2 separate regions of the Homo sapiens genome follow, and region 2 is linked to region 1. Evidence: read pairs that join two places in POLR2A ChIA-PET (ENCODE). Cell type or tissue: CD4-positive, alpha-beta T cell. All regions are shown on one strand.

Evidence for each region. ChIA-PET counts read pairs that join two places held together with the same protein. Peaks named below come from ENCODE experiments on the same cell type or tissue, not always from the same donor. Only the 100,000 strongest peaks of a DNase experiment are listed, where the experiment ranks them.
Region 2: POLR2A ChIA-PET joins it to region 1 with 6 read pairs; 2 of 35 experiments call an interaction of 5 or more read pairs at or near these places.

What each region holds. Positions count from the first base shown.
Region 1 is chr19:39,543,906-39,546,405 of GRCh38, forward strand. No RefSeq gene overlaps it. Among named protein-coding and RNA genes, the nearest start is that of EID2, 5.0 kb to the left of the region's middle. In CD4-positive, alpha-beta T cell, no CTCF peak of the experiment used is centred here; a DNase peak (open chromatin) is centred at 1,206.
Region 2 is chr19:39,957,565-39,960,064 of GRCh38, forward strand. LOC124904722 (a long non-coding RNA gene) reads right to left here and starts at 2,458. Exons shown (of 2, transcript XR_007067261.1): 1 at 2,304-2,458; 2 at 1,756-1,937. RefSeq lists an enhancer at 1,968-2,500. In CD4-positive, alpha-beta T cell, no CTCF peak of the experiment used is centred here; no DNase peak of the experiment used is centred here; H3K4me3 peaks cover 423 bases; H3K27ac peaks cover 340 bases.

The DNA.
Region 1 (2,500 bases):
TCCCAGGAGGTTGAGGCAGGAGAATCGCTTGAACCCAGGAGGCAAAGGCAGTGAGCCAAGATTGCACCACTGCACTCTGGCCTGGGCAACAAAGTAAGACTCTGCCTCAAAAAAAAAAAAAAAATCAGTCAGTCCCCAGCTGACCTACCAACTGACTCTTAGATGCATAGGCTCAATAAGTGCTTCTTGTTTTATGCCACAGTGTTTGATATGATTTGCTATGCAGTATCATTGTGGCAATAGATAACTGTTAGCTAACGGTTGCAGAAATTGGTACCAGGAGCTGGGCACTGCCCTAACAAAATCCTCAAGTATGTGCCAGTGGCCTTGGCACTGCATAGTGGATGAAAGGTAGAAAATCACAAAGGAAACTGTTAGCAAAGCTGCAGAATAGTGAGAAAATTGTTATTGGAGGCAGAAAAACTGGTGACCTATGTTATGATGTAGTGAAACGATTGCTAAACTATCGCCCGAGGTTACTTAGAAGATGGAAAGTATTTCTGATGAACTGTTGTATTTGGATAAGGGAACCTCCAGACATAATGCTGGCTGCTCATGTGGCTGAGTATGATAATGCATACCAAGAGTGGGGTGAACTATAGGGGTTGACTGATTTTCTAGAAGAATTCAGGGGAAATACAGGGGGACTATGACTTGCTAGGATGGAAAAGAAAACTTTTTCTCACTTCCAGTCTCTCCACCCACAATTTTTTTTTTTTTTTTAGACAGAGTCTCACTCGCTCTGTTGCCCAGGCTGGTATGCAGTGGGGCAATCATGACTCACTGAAGCCTTGAACTCCCTGGGCTTAAGTGATCCTCCCGCCTCAGCCTCCCAAGTAGCTGGGACCACAGGCATGTGCCACCATGCACAGCTAATTTTTAAAACATGTTTTGTAGAGATGGGGTCTTGCCGTATTGCCCAGGCTTATATTGAACTCCTGGGCTCAAGCCATCCTCCCGCCTTGGCCTCCCAAAGTGCTGGGATTATAGGCATGAGCCATCGTGCCTAGCCACAAAAGATTATCAAGGTGAAAAAAAGCCTGTGAATATGGATCAAATTAAAGGTGTGGCCTTCTGACCCTTTGTTATGACTGTTGAAAATACAAAGGTAGTGCTTGGTGAAAAGCCGACCAGTCAGACAAAAGGGTTTCTAGGAAGCTTTAAGGGCATGCTCCCTCAGAAACCAGATCTTAAAACAGGAAGAAGTTGGTCTAGAGAGAGAGGGTATTTCTTGAAAACAATAGTGATGTGGTTTCTGGAGGATGGAGTGAAGTATAAGCAGATAAATAGCAAGCTTACAAAGTTTGAAAGGGAATTGTATAGGCAGGACTGCCAGCATAGACTTTAAAATTTTTTATTATGTACTTTTTTTTTTTTTTTTGAGACAGGTTCTCCCTCTGTCACCCAGGCTGGAGTGTAGTGGCACAATCTCAGCCTCGCTGCAGCCTCCGCTCTTCAGGCTCAAGTGATCCTCCCACCTCAGCCTCCTGAGTAACTGGGACTACAGGCATGTGCCACCATGCTCGGCTATTTTTTTGTATTTTTAATAGAGATGAAGTTTTGCCATGTTGCCCAGGCTGGTCTTGAACTCCTGAGCTCAAGCAATCCACCTGCCTTGGCCTCCCAAAGTGCTGTGATTATAGGTGTAAGCCACTGTGCCTGGCCCATTTTTAAATTTTAATTCTTGGCTGGGTGTGGTGGCTCATGCCTATAATCCCAGCACTTTGGGAGGTTGAGGCAGGCAGATCACCGGAGGTCAGGAGTTCAAGACCAGCCTGGCCAACATGGTGAAACCCCGTTTTTACTAAAAGTACAAAAATTAGCCGGGTGTGGTGGCACATATCTGTAATCCCAGCTACTCAGGAGGCTGAGACAGGAGAATCGCTTGAACCTGGGAGGCGGAGGTTGAGGTGAGCCAAGTTTGTACCATTGCACTCCAGCCTGGGCGACAGAGTGAGATTTTGCCTCAAAAAGAAAAAAAATTAAATTCTTTTAGAGGCAGAGTCTTGCATTGTTGTTCAGACTGAACACGAATAATCAGATTGTTTGTTTCCTTGCTATTGAGTTGTTTGAGTTCCTTATAAACTTTGGATATTAACCTATTATCAAATGTATGGTTTGCAAATCTTTTCTCCCATTCCATAGGTTGTCTTTTCACACTATTGATTGATTCATTTGATGGGCAAAAGCTTTTTAGTTTGATGTAATCTCACTTGTCTATTTTTGCTTTTGCTGCCTGTGCTTTTGGGGTTATATCAAAAAAAAAAAAAATAGTTCAGATCAATGTCAATAGCTTTTATCCTAAGTTTTCTTCTAGTAGTTTTACAGGCTTAGGTCTTATATTTAATTGTTTAATCCATTGTGAATTGATTTTTGGATGTGGTATGAGATCAGGGTCCAATTTCATTCTTCTACGTGTGGACTTTCCATTTTCCCAGCACCATTTACTAAAGAGATTGTCCTTTCCCTATTGTGTGTTCTTGGCAACTTTGTCAAAGAT
Region 2 (2,500 bases), 410 kb after region 1:
TCAGGTCAGTGGTGCCTCCCTACTCTGGTCTTTTTCAGAATTTTCTTAGCTGTTCTTGTTTTTCTCATTCTCCCAAATAAGTTTTACAATAACTTCTCTAATTCTAGATAAAAACCTGATGATATTTTTGGAGGGATTGCATTACATTTTTAAACTAACTTTTTGAGAGATATTTTTATTATGTGAGTCTCCTATCCAAAACCATTGCCCTTCCATCTATATATGTTCATGTTTACCTTTGTGAATAATAGAAAAGCAGACACTATTCACGTTTATCTTTAAAAAAAAAAAAAAAAAAAAAAGCAAAATAGGCCGGGTGTGGTGGCTCACGCCTGTAATCCCAGAACTTTGGGAGGCTGAGGCAGGAGAATTACTTGAGTCCAGGAGTTCAAGACCAGCCTAGGCAACATGGTGAAACCCCATCTCTACAAAAAATCAGCTAGGCATGGTGGTGTGCACCTGTAGTTCCAGCTACTCGGAAGGCTGAGGTGGTGTCAGGCCTCTGAGCCTAAGCTAAGCCATCGCATCCTCTGTGACTTGCACGTATAAGCCCAGATGGCCTGAAATAACTGAAGAATCACAAAAGAAGTGAAAATGTCCTGCCCCGCCTTAACTGATGGCATTCCACCACAAAAGAAGTGAAAATGGCTGGTCCTTGCCTTAAGTGATGACATTACCTTGTGAAAGTCCTTTTCCTGGCTCATCCTGGCTCAAAAAGCTCCCCCACTGAGCACCTTGCGACCCCCACTCCTGCCTGCCAGAGAACAAAACCCCTTTGACTGTAATTTTCCTTTACCTACCCAAATCTTATAAAATGGCCCCACCCCTATCTCCCTTTGCCCCCACCCTATCTCCCAGAGTAGGGAGGCACCACTGACCTGACTACATATATATAAATATATATATATATATATATATATATATATATATATATATATCGCTAGCCTGGAGTGCAGTGGCACAATCTCAGCTCACTGCAACCTCTGCCTCCTGGGTTCAAGTGATTCTCTTGCCTCAGCCTCCTGAGTTTTTCAGAACTTTCTTAGCTGTTCTTGTTTTTTGTAATCCCGAGCAGCTGGGATTACAGATGCGTGCCACCATGCCCAGCTAATTTTTGTATTTTTAGTAGACACGGGGTTTCACCATGTTGGCCAGACTGGTCTTGAGGTCCTGACCTCGTGATCCACATGCCTCAGCCTCCCAAAGTGCTGGGATTACAGGCATGAGCCACCGCGCCTGGCCGACCTGACTAGATATTAAAACAGAAAACCTCTAATGAAAACAGTGTGGTATTAGCACATGAATACCACAGAATGAAGGAACAGAATAGAGAATCCAGAGCAGACCCAAATGCATATAGATATTTAGTATATGATAAAGGTTGCATCTCAAATCATTGGAGACAAGAAGGCTGACTCTCTTTTCGGACTCAGCCCACCTGCACCCAGGTGATTAAAAGCTTTTATTCTCACACAAAGCCTGTTTAGTAGTCTCTTCACACAGACATGCATGAAAGGTGGGAGGATCACTTGAGCCTGGGAGGTGGAGGTTGCAGTGAGCTGAGATTGTGCCACTGCACGCCAGCCTGGGCAACAGAGACATCCTGTCTCAAAAAAAAAAAAAAAACAGTAAAATTGATATGTATAGATTTGTGTAACCACCTCCATGAAGGGGTAGGTTGCCCCTCCACACCTCTGGGTGTTTCTCGTTAGGTGGAATGAGAGACTTGGAAAAGAAAGAGACACAGAGACAAAGTACAGACAAAGAATAAAGGGGGCCCAGGGAACTGGCGTTCAGCATACGGAGGCTCCACCGGCCTCTGGGTTCCCTTAGTATTTATTGATCATTCTTGGGTGTTTCTCGGAGAGGGGGATGTGGCAGCGTCATAGGATAATAGTGGAGAGAAGGTCGGCAGATAAACACTTGAACGAAGGTCTCTGCATCGTAGACAAGGTAAAGAATTAAGTGCTGTGCTTTAGATATGTGTACATAAAAACATCTCAATGCCTTAAAGAACAGTATTGCTGCCCGCATGTCCCACCTCCAGCCCTAAGGCGGTTTTCCCCTATCTTAGTAGATGGAATATACAATCAGGTTTTACACGAGACATTCCATTGCCCAGGGACGGGCAGGAGACAGATGCCTTCCTCTTGTCTCAACTGCAAAGAGGCGTTCCTTCCTCTTTTACTAATCCTCCTCAGCACAGACCCTTTACGGGTGTCGGGCTGGGGGACGGTCAGGTCTTTCCCTTCCCACGAGGCTGTATTTCAGACTATCACATGGGGAGAAACCTTGGACAATACCTGGCTTTCCTAGGCAGAGGTCCCTGCGGCCTTCCGCAGTGTTTGTGTCCCTGGGTACTTGAGATTAGGGAGTGGTGATGATTCTTAGGGAGGATGCTGCCTTCAAGCATCTGTTTAACAAAGCACATCCTGCACAGCCCTTAATCCATTTAACCCTGAGTTGACACAGCACGTGTTTCAGGGAGCACAGGGTTGGC